2 separate regions of the Homo sapiens genome follow, and region 1 is linked to region 2. Evidence: chromatin contacts called from ENCODE Hi-C or POLR2A ChIA-PET data. All regions are on one chromosome and are shown on one strand. The core of a region is the stretch at or near the end of the contact, and the rest is flanking DNA. Distances in the headings are between cores, read along the strand shown.

The links. Hi-C counts contacts between places; a loop is a spot of excess contacts on that map. ChIA-PET counts read pairs that join two places held with the same protein, here RNA polymerase II (POLR2A). Pooled maps may share reads with other maps.
Region 1: a map of gastrocnemius medialis shows a loop between it and region 2 (5-fold over the local background). The contact joins the enhancer-like site here to the promoter of ARFGAP3 in region 2. A Hi-C loop is called at or near these places in 1 of 168 maps with a recorded cell type or tissue (gastrocnemius medialis) and 5 of 50 pooled maps. POLR2A ChIA-PET finds 5 or more read pairs at or near these places in 6 of 52 experiments (B cell, BJ, GM10248 and 3 more).

The regions. Positions count from the first base shown.
Region 1 is chr22:42,685,521-42,690,410 of GRCh38, reverse strand. No RefSeq gene overlaps it. Among named protein-coding and RNA genes, the nearest start is that of A4GALT, 33 kb to the left of the region's middle. RefSeq lists enhancers at 1,667-2,558, 2,559-3,448, 3,449-4,340. Within about 2 kb of position 1,935, at least 27 of the 41 ENCODE cell types and tissues checked have a DNase peak (open chromatin) inside an H3K27ac peak, as active enhancers do; they include gastrocnemius medialis, where a contact is called at or near this core.
Region 2 is chr22:42,853,960-42,859,151 of GRCh38, reverse strand. ARFGAP3 (ARF GTPase activating protein 3) reads left to right here and starts at 1,879. Exons shown (of 16, transcript NM_014570.5): 1 at 1,879-2,038. The coding sequence starts at 1,970. RefSeq lists a silencer at 1,604-2,353 and an enhancer at 1,876-2,720.

The sequences.
Region 1 (4,890 bases), core at 686-3,185, 170 kb after region 2:
GGAAACCCCAAGTTTGTTCAACCCTCAGGTAGCTTAGGGCTGTAGAGGAAGTGGGCCCTCCCTAGGCCTGGGGGTGAATCTCTTTTGGTCTAAGCCAGTCCTAGTCATTCCAGTCCCTTCCTAGTAATTTGAGTGGAAATGGGCATATAATGCTATTCTGGCCAATGAGAGGGCAAGTCAGCTGGAAAAGAGGGCTCTGAGAAAATGTTCATAGACAAGAAAGCAACATTTCTGCATTTGGCAAAAGGGTGTAATGCTCCAAGCAATGGCAGCCATCTTGAGGCCGTGAGGGGACAAGTCTGAGATCAAATGTCACCATACTGCATCCTTGAAGACATGAAGACCTCAGCGAGCTGCTGAATTAACCAACCCTGAAAGCGCCCTATCCCGACTCCTTGTCTCGTGTGTTAGATGCTATTTACCATCCTCAAGTGTCCATTCTTCTTGTGGTCCTTAGAAAAAGAACACAGCGAGTTCTAGGCAGACATAGCACCTCCCCTTGGCAGCTGGCTGTGGCCATGTGACTAAGTCCAGGCCAATGGGATGTGAACAGGAGTGATGCGGGCAACTCATGGATGATCTTAAAGACATTTGCTTTGGGCACTCTAACCCGCTTCCCACTGGCTGGAGCATGGCAGCAGCTGGAGTGCTTTGCAGGGCACATTTTGGGGGTGGCAGAGTGGCCCCAGTGGCCTTGGAGCACTCACCTTGGGACTGTAATGTGAGACAGAAACAATCTTCTTTTTTTTTTTTTGAGACAGAGTTTGACTGTTGTTGCCCAGGCTGGAATGCAATGGCGCGATCTCGGCTCACCGCAACCTCCACCTCCCGGGATCAAGCAATTCTCCTGCCTCAGCCTCCCGAGTAGCTGGGATTACAGGTGTGCGTCACTACACCCAGCTAATTTTGTATTTTTAGTAGAGACAGAGTTTCTCCATGTTGGTCAGTCAGGCTGGTCTCAAACTCCCAACCTCAGGTGATCAGCCCGCCTCGGCCTCCCAAAGTTCTGGGATTATAGGCATGAGCCACCGTGCCTGGCCTAATTTTTGTATTTTTAGTAGAGACAGGATTTCACTGTGTTGGCCAGGCTGGTCTCGAACTCCTGACCTCAGGTGATCTGCCCACCTTGGCCTCCCAAAGTGCTGGGATTACAGGCATGAGCCACCGTGCCTGGCCTGGTCTCGTTTCTCTCCTTGGAAGTTGGTGGGGACCGGGGCTGGGTTCTGATTTTTGGCAGTGGACTAAAGCTGGGAGGAATGTCTCACGTCTCACCTCCCCTTGGTTTCCTGCTGCTGCTGCTGCTGCTGCCGCCACACCCACCCTGGAAGGGGATGCTCCTCCTCCCCCAACCCCACCGCAGCACAGATCACACCTGAGTCCAGGGCCTGAAGCCTGGTCCCACCCTGACCCCCAACCTCACAGCAGAATTCCGAGCACGCCTTGCACTGGGCTAGTCCAAGTTAGAACAAGCAGAGATTTAGGAACAAGTGAACCATGAAACCAGACTTCCAGGAACACGGGGGCTCACTCATCCCCGATCTCTGTTGGGCACTCAGAGGACATTACAATTTAATATTTAAACAAGAAGTTGAATATTGATACACCAGCAAGGGGGAATTATTTTCCTTCCCCTAGAGCTGCTGGGAAAACGACTCCCTGCTTGCCTATGCCTGGCCAGCTGGGAAGATTCTTAAATAACCGACTGGACACCGGCCCCAGGCCACGCAGTGCTCCCCCAGTAAAGGATAGGTCCACGTCTTTCTCAGTCCTGGCCAAAAACGTCTGTGAACACACCCACTAGAAACAAGCCAGGAACAAACCGCTGCTCTGAGGATCTGATTACATTTCCCCAGGGCAGGTTTCCACCAGAGCGAGCGCCCCTCCCTCCTCCTTTCCCAGAACTCCGTTGCCCAACAACTGTTCCAGCTCCTGCTCCTGAGGCGGGGGCAGCCTGAGGAAACCAGGGCCTCAGGCGACAGCCGGCTCTGTTAGGCAGGGGCAGGACAAAGTGCAAGGTCCCTCTGGAATCCCCCAAGGCAGAGGGCAGGAGCCAGACTCCTCCGGTAGCTGTGGGGGCTCGGAAGGGGACATTAGACTCTGGTCTGTGGCTGTTGGCGCAGGGAGGTGAAGAGTGGTAGCTGCCCCCCGAGGCAGGCACTGGACCCCTTCTCGGCTCCCCAGCCAGCCTCCTTCCTACCCTGTGCACAGAACAGTGAAGGTCTGGGTTCAAATCCCAGCACCGCCACCTACTTGCTGAGCTTCTTTCTCTGTGTGGAAAGTGGAGGTGTGATAACACCACTCTGTGTCGTAGAGAATGTGTTCTGTGCCAGGGGCTGGGCTGGCTCATTTGATCATTACAACCATGCTGGGAGGGGGCACCACCCATCTCTTTGCAAAAGAGGAGATGCACAACTCTGGCCAGGGGTCGGTGGCCAGGAGGCAGGAACGGAGGATCTTTGGGACCCCTGCCCTGCCCCGGGCCTTAGACCCATTGCTCCCAGCCCAGAGGTGCAAGAACACAGCACTGTGATGGGCAGAGGCTGGGGTCCTCACCTGGCCGGGTGGTGTGGTGGCAGCGGGCATCTTCTGGCCTTGCAGCCTTTCTGCTGTTACCTCTGCCCTGCCTGTGCCTGTCCTCACTGCCTCTGTGTTCTCCAGGATGCTACTCTTATTTCTGGCCAGCTGGATCCTACTCTTATTTCTGGCCAGCTGGATCCTGGCCCATTTACATAGTTGCATTAAGAGGCTGGGCTGAGGCCAGGTGTGGTGGCTCACGCCTGTAATCCCAGCACTTTGGGAGGCCGAGGCGGGCGGATCACTTGAGGTCAGGAATTCAAGACCAACCTGGCAAACATGGTGAAACTCCATCTATACTAAAAATACAAAAATCAGCTGGGCTTGGTGGCGCATATCTGTAATTCCAGCTACTTGGGAGGCTGAGGCACAAGAATCGCTTGAACCCAGGAAGTGGAGGTAGCAGTGAGCCGAGATGGTGCCATTGCACCACCACCCAGGTTGGAGTGCGGTAGTGCAATCATGGCTCTCTGCAGCCTCAAATTCCTGGGCTCAAGAGATCCTCCCCCCTCAGCCTCTGAAGTAGCTGGGACTACAGGCATGGGCCACCACGCCCGCCCAGCTAATTTTTAACTTTATTTGTAGAGTCGGGGTTTCACCATGTTGCCTGGGCTGGTCTCAAATTCCTGGCCTCAAGGGATCCACCTGCCTTGGCCTCCCAAGGTGCTAAGATTACAGGTATGAGCCACCGCGCCCGGGCTGGTTATTGTTTCTTGATCTGGTGCTGGTTAAGTGGTGTGTAATTTGGTGAAAATTCACCGATTTTAGATTTAGAGTTTGTGGACTTCAAGAACATTGACATGAACAACAAGACAGAGGCCGTGAGGGTGGAGGAGAGGGCAGTTGGAGAGGCACTTGGGCCAGGGAACAGGGCTGGATGTTGGGGATTTAGGGTGCAGCCTGGCTTCTGGCCAAGTGGCTGGAGAGATGGGAGGATGAGCAGATGAGACACGCAGCTGAGACTGAATGTGAGGGGCCCCCCAGAGATGTGGCTCCCGGGGACCCAGATTGAGAAGCTGACCTTAAGGTGATGGGAAGTGGTGCCGTAGGAAGGAGGGCTGGTTCTGGGTGAGGCAGCTGAATGAGGGGCATGGAACCTGAGCACCCATTCTAGGGGCTGCCTGCCCCCAGAGAGTGGGTTCTGGAGGAGGGCCTGGGGGAGATGGGGAGAGGACCAGAGCCAGCAGCATCCAAGGAGTGAGCAGGGTAGCATGGAGAAGTTCTGGAGCTGCTGCTGACACGTGGCCTCAGGAAAGAGAACCAAAAGCTGGGGCCCTCAGAGCCCCCTGTGTCAGCAGCGCCAGGCACCCTGGTCTGGGACAAAGGCAAGTGGCCACACCCACCTATTTATAGAAGGCAGCTGGCAGGGATCAGGGGAGCCTTACAGGGGCCCTGGGGGAGGGGGCACTGGCAGGGGATGATGAAGGCTCTGCCAGGTCTCTGCCAGCCCCGCCCATACCCTCAGAGCAGAGGCCAGGCCAGAGTTCAAGGAGATCTGGGACAGATGCAGGCCGACTGCACCCTGCAGGCACAGCTGGGCCTAGGAGCAGGGGCTTTTGTCCATCTGTGCTCTGTGGAGTGAGGGAGCTTTTTCTTCTCTGGCCTTGCTGTCCTTTCCTGTGGTATAGGAGACCCCATTTGTCTATGCCATGAGACCATGTACTCCTCCTGGAGCCCAGGGTGGGGTTCCCTCTTGGCCCCAGCCCAATCCAGGGTTGGACAGGACATGCCTGCTTACTGAGGGATGAATAAATGAGAAACTCACGTCCCCAGAGGCTGAGGGACCTGCACAAACCCCAGGCCTTCTCCTGGCCACTCACACCCCTCTGATGTTGCCCTAAAGACCTCAGGGCCTCCAGGTGCAGAGGCTCACACCTGTAGCCTCAGCACTTTGGGAGGCCAAGGTGGGTGAATCACTTAAAGCCAGGAGTTCAAGACCAGCCTGACCAACATGGCAAAACCCCATCTCTCCTAGAAATACAGAAATTAGCCAGGCATGGTGGCAGGCACCTGTAATCCCAGCTACTCAGGAGGCCGAGGCAGAAGGATTGCTTGAACCCAGGAGGCAGAAGTTGCAGTGAGCCGAGATCACGCCACTGCACACACCAGCCTGGGAAACAGTGCGAGACTCCATCTCAAAAAAAAAAAAAAAAAAAAAAAACCCTCAGTGCCCCCAACAGCAGGGGCTGCTGATAGGGTGAGTTAGGCCTCCAGACCAGGGAGTGGGGAGGGGCCAGGCTGGGCCTTGGAATTTAGAGCCTTGGGGCCCCTGGGAAATTCACCTCAAAAATTACCTTAGAAATTCAAGAGAGGGCC
Region 2 (5,192 bases), core at 630-3,129:
AGATTTCAGCTCCAAGTAGTAAATGGGACCATCATTCCCATTCCCATCAGGAAGGATAAAACTGCTCATAAACATGCCCGGTATTCTGCATAAGGCCAAACTAGTACCCGGTGGACACAAAGCACAGGTGTTATACTTCGACTCAATACAGGAAGAACTTTTAAACCATCAGAGCTACCTGCAAAAGTAATGTACTTTTCTGGAAGATAATCAATTTCCCTTTCTTGGAAAAGTTGCAGCTTTGGGTTTATAAGTTACATTGTCTGCAAGCTCCCAACTGCCACCGAGGGTCTCCAAGCAGATAGGTGGAGTGTACATTTCCTGACTTCTAACAGTAGAAAGCCTCCACCAAAGGCTCTTCAGGATATCCCTAGGAAGCTGCTCACCTGTGCTACTCAGCACTGATTCTTTAATTTCTTTGTACAGATGAATAAACCATGGTTTATTTTATTTTACTTTTTGAGACAGGGTCTTGGTCTGTCGCCCATGCTGGAGTGCAGTGGTGCGATCTTGGCTCACTGCAGCCTCGACCTCCTGGACTAAAGCGATCCTCCCACCTCAGCCTCCCAAGTAGCTAGGACTACAGGCCCATGCCAGCATGCCCGGCTAATTTTTGCATTTTTTTATAGAGACGGGGTTTCACCATATTATCCAGTCTGGTCTTGAACTCCTGAGCTCAAGTGATCCTCCCGCCTCAGCCTCCCAAAGTGCTGGGATCACAGGCATGAGCCCCTGAGACTGCAAATAAACCATGCTTTAGAGAAGGTAAGTGTCTTGACCAAGGCCACAGAGCTAGGAAGCAGCTGGCTGAACTGGGATTGAGGCCAAGGTAGTGCCTTTGATGCCAAAACCTGCTGTCCTTCCTCACTATCACCCAACCTCTTTCCAGTGGCTCCACACCCATTGTGGTGACAGAGGCACCTTCTGCTGAGTGTAAACTCTTCTGGCTGGAATTGTTTCCCAGAGGGTAGGGTGCAGCCCCGAGGGCCGGGGTTAAAAGTCAAGCTTCTCATCTGGACTCATCAGTTCTGACTGAGCACTTCTGCCTCAACCCGCACTGCCATCTCTCCATGAACGTGACACAAAAGCCCTTGGTTTCAGAAAGCCAGTTTCCGGGCAAAGAAAGCTTTCCACCCAGGGCCTGGCGTGAGCTGAGGGCAAGAATTAAAAAGAGTCGGGCGCGGCGGCTCACGTCTGTAATCCCAGCAATTTGGAAGGCCGAAGTGGGTGGATCACCTGAAGTCAGGAGTTCGAGACCAGCCTGGGCAACATGGTGAAACCCTGGTCTCTACTAAAAATACAAAAATTAGCCGGGCGTGGTGATGTACGCCTGTAATCCCACCTACTCGGGAGGCTGAGGCAGGAGAATCGCTTGAACCAGGGAGGTTGCAAGGAGCCGCAATCGCGCCATTACACTCCAGCCTGGGGGACAGAGCGAGGCTCCGTCTCAAAAAAAAAAAAAAAAAAAGGGAAGGCCACCAGCTAAGGTCCGGCGTCAAGGCACGGGCCCTCCGTCCGTCTCGTGCCGAAGGAGGGCGCGTGCGCCCCTTCCCCTGCCTCTGACCTTTCCATGGAAGCAGCCCGTTAGGCGAAATGGCGATCGACCAGGCGAAACGTTGGTGGATCCTATGGCAGCGCGCGTGGCAGGCAGCCACACCCGGGCCCGGCTTCGCCCAGCGCTAAGGGCGTGGAGCCGCGCCGCAAATGGCGCGCGAGCCTCCTGCGCACGCGCGTGCAGCGCCTGGGGTCGGGCCAGCGGCGCGGCTGAAGCGAGGGCGGGGAGGGAAAGCGAGCGGCGCCTGCGCCCCGGCGGTGGACGGGCCCGGTCGTGGGCGGGGATTGGGGCGGAGCCTGACCGTTACGCGCAGCCCCGCCCCCGCGGCCTCGTCGCTCCTGCTGAGGCGGTAGCCGCTTTTCGTCGACTCTTACCGGTTGGCTGGGCCAGCTGCGCCGCGGCTCACAGCTGACGATGGGGGACCCCAGCAAGCAGGACATCTTGACCATCTTCAAGCGCCTCCGCTCGGTGCCCACTAACAAGGTAGCGGCCGCGGGCGAGTGCGGGCCTGCCTGGCATCCCTGCGGGAACCGGCGGGAGGCCCCGCGGGCGCCAGTGCCCGTGGCTTGGGAGGCGGGGCCGGCGCGGCCTGTGACACGTCGCACTGTGGGGCCGCGGCAGCCTGGCCGGGCCGGGGCGGGCGGGGCCGGGCAGCTGAGAGGCCCGGGCGGGAGGCCGCAGCGCGGGGGTCCTCACGCGAGCCGGGGAGCGTTCCCGGGGGCGGCGGCGCGGGCACACCCCCCGGCGAGCTCTTGGGGCGGGGGGCGAGCACCGGCGGCTCTGAGCGGAGGCGGGGGCGGGGGCATCCTCGGGGGCGCTGCGAGGAGGGAGCTCCCGGCTCGGAAACCCCGGCTGCTGGCGCCGGATGCGGGGAAAGCGCGGCTCCCCCAGCGCCACCCTGGAGCTCGACCCCGCCTGTTGGAGCCGGCTTGGCTCCTCGGGCCTTGCGGTGCCTGCCTCAGTTTCTCTTCTGATAAAGTTGCCGAGTAGTCTACGCTTTGGCTTCCAGCTTTTGTCGCTTTGGCCAGGGAGGCTCACCACAGCCTCCTCCCTCTCCTCGGTTCTCTTTGGAGATGGAGGTTTCCTTTTTTTTTTTGTCTCCAGAGGCTGTTCTCTCCCTGGAACTTTTACAGCTTTGCGCAGCTGGCTGGAGGCGTTGGGGTGACGCAGGGGGCTAAGGTGACACGTCGGGTCGGAGAGGGACTTGGAGAGTGCAAAGGGCTGTCGCGTCAGCGTGGGCTCTCCCCGCCCCTCCTGTGACACGAGTGTTGTCTGGTTCCCACTGTCACTTCCCGAAGGGAACAGCTGTTATTGAACCTCGATATGCTGGCATAGAAAGTTCCCGAGTGTTACAAAATAGGTGTTTCTGTTGGTTTTAAGTCTTGATGGTACAGGGGAGCCCATATTTTTTCCAGCCTAGGTGAGGAAGGAAACAGTTTATTGGAGGTGATGTCTGATGGATGTGGGAAAGTTAAGAGAAAGGCTCCAGGAATTCTCCAGTGCCCGTTTCTTTACTGTTCTCTTGATTTTCACATTTTTATTTATTTATTTTTTTAGAGACAGGGTCTCACCCCGTCACCCAGGCTGAAGTGTAGTGCCTTGATCCTAGCTCACTGCAGCCTTGACCTACCCAGCCCAAGCCATCCTTCCTTCCCAGCCTCCTGATGAGGCTGACACCACAGGGCTGTACCACCACGCCCAGCTAATTGTTATTATTAATTAATTAATTAATTAATTTTTGTAGAGACAGGGTCTTGCTATGTTGCCCGTGCTGGTGTCAAATTCCTGGGCTCAAGCAGTCCTCCTGCCTCCTCCTGCCTTGGCCTCCCAGAGTGCTAGGATTACAGGCATGAGCCACCATGCTGGCCTTAATGTTCTTTTTTTTTTTTTTAACGTTTTAATTTTAATTTTTTTGAGACAGAGCCTTGCTCTGTCGCCCAGGCTGGAGTGCAGTGGTGCGATCTCAGCTCACTGCAACCTCTGCCTCCTGGGTTTGAGCAATTCTGCCTCAGCCTCCTGAGTCGCCAGGATTACAGGCATCCACCACTACACTCAAGTAATTTTTATATTTTTAGTAGAGACGAGGTTTCACCATGTCAGTCACTCTGGTCTCAAACTCCTGGCCTCAAGTGATCCACCCGCCTCGGCCTCCTGAAGTGCTGGGATTACAGGCGTGAGCCACCGCGCCCAGCCTTGATTTTTAAATTTAGATTGATGTGTTTATAAAGAGTGGGTCCTGTGTAACTTAGTCAAGATTAGGATCTGCGGTTAGCAATGTGTAAACTATATTTTTTTGTCACCTTTATCTCAGAAACATCAACATGTATTCTCTTTGATTTAATTCAAAGATAATTTTAAATTAGAAATCAATGTCTTTATATCAAGAGGCTTTTGAGAGACAGGCTTGTATTGTCCAAACTGCTACTTTCTAGGTATGTCACCCTTGGACAGGTTACTTGACCACTTTGTCCCTTTTTTCCTCCTCTGAAAATGGGGCATGAACTAGACCTGACTCAGAGGGTTATTGTGAAGATTAAATGGAATAATCCAAGAAAAACACTTAGAGTAGGAACTGCATATAATAGTCTTCAATAAATGGCAGCTGTTTTTATGATGAAGAACACACCTGTGAAAAATTTATATTCTGTAATAAGATTAATAAAAGCAATGAGCAAAAATGTTTTCTGGTAATGTTTAACAGTAATGTGCTATATTTCTTGGTTGAGACCTTTTATTTGATCATTGGTTTGAAACCCTTACCTAAACGAAGATAACAATAGCATTTTAAAATTGGGGTCATAAAAGACAGCTCTAAGATACATGAGCCAGGAAAGGTAATCAAAGAAAAACAAGTCGGCTTACTTTTAGAACATGGTATCCAATTTCTTCGTCTCATGTATGATGATTTACTCTAGATCAAAGGTCATGAGGGTCAATTCTCTTTTTTCTTTTTCTTTCTTTTTTTTTTTCTTTTGAGACAGTCTAGCTCTGTTGTCCAGTCTGGAGTGCAGTGGTGCGATCTTGGCACACTGCGACCTCCTCCTCCCAGGTTCAAGCGATTCTCTTGCATCAGCCTCCTGAGTAGCTGGGACTACAGGCGTGTGCCATCACGCATGGCTAATTTTTGTATTTTTAGTAGTAATGGAGTTTCACCATATTGGCCAGGCTGGTCTCAAACTCCTGACCTAAAGTGATCCGCCTGTCTCAGCCTCCCAAAGTGCTGTGATTACAGGCGTGAGCCACCGCACCTGGCCAAGGGTGAATTTTCTTGTTTGTGGAAATCCTTCTTTGTTGCTATACCATTCCTTACTTTTATATAGATTGGGTTATTCATTCAACAAGTATTCATTAAGCACCTATGCTATGCTGGGCACTGTGTAGAGCATGAAAGGTATGTACACTGATGGTATGTTCCTGTCCTCAGGGAACTTATAGTCTAGTGGACAGATGAAGGGCAGATGCAGGACGGCAGGTGGTATGTTTTCTGCTCTGAAGCACAGTGTGGTGGAGCGGGAAGAGTGGCTCTGGGAACAGACTGCATGGGATCCAGTCCCCATTGTGGGCATTTCCACTAAGGAATTACTAAGCAGTGGCCACTTCTTATCTGTCATACTTAATTCAGTAATTCCTTAGTTTT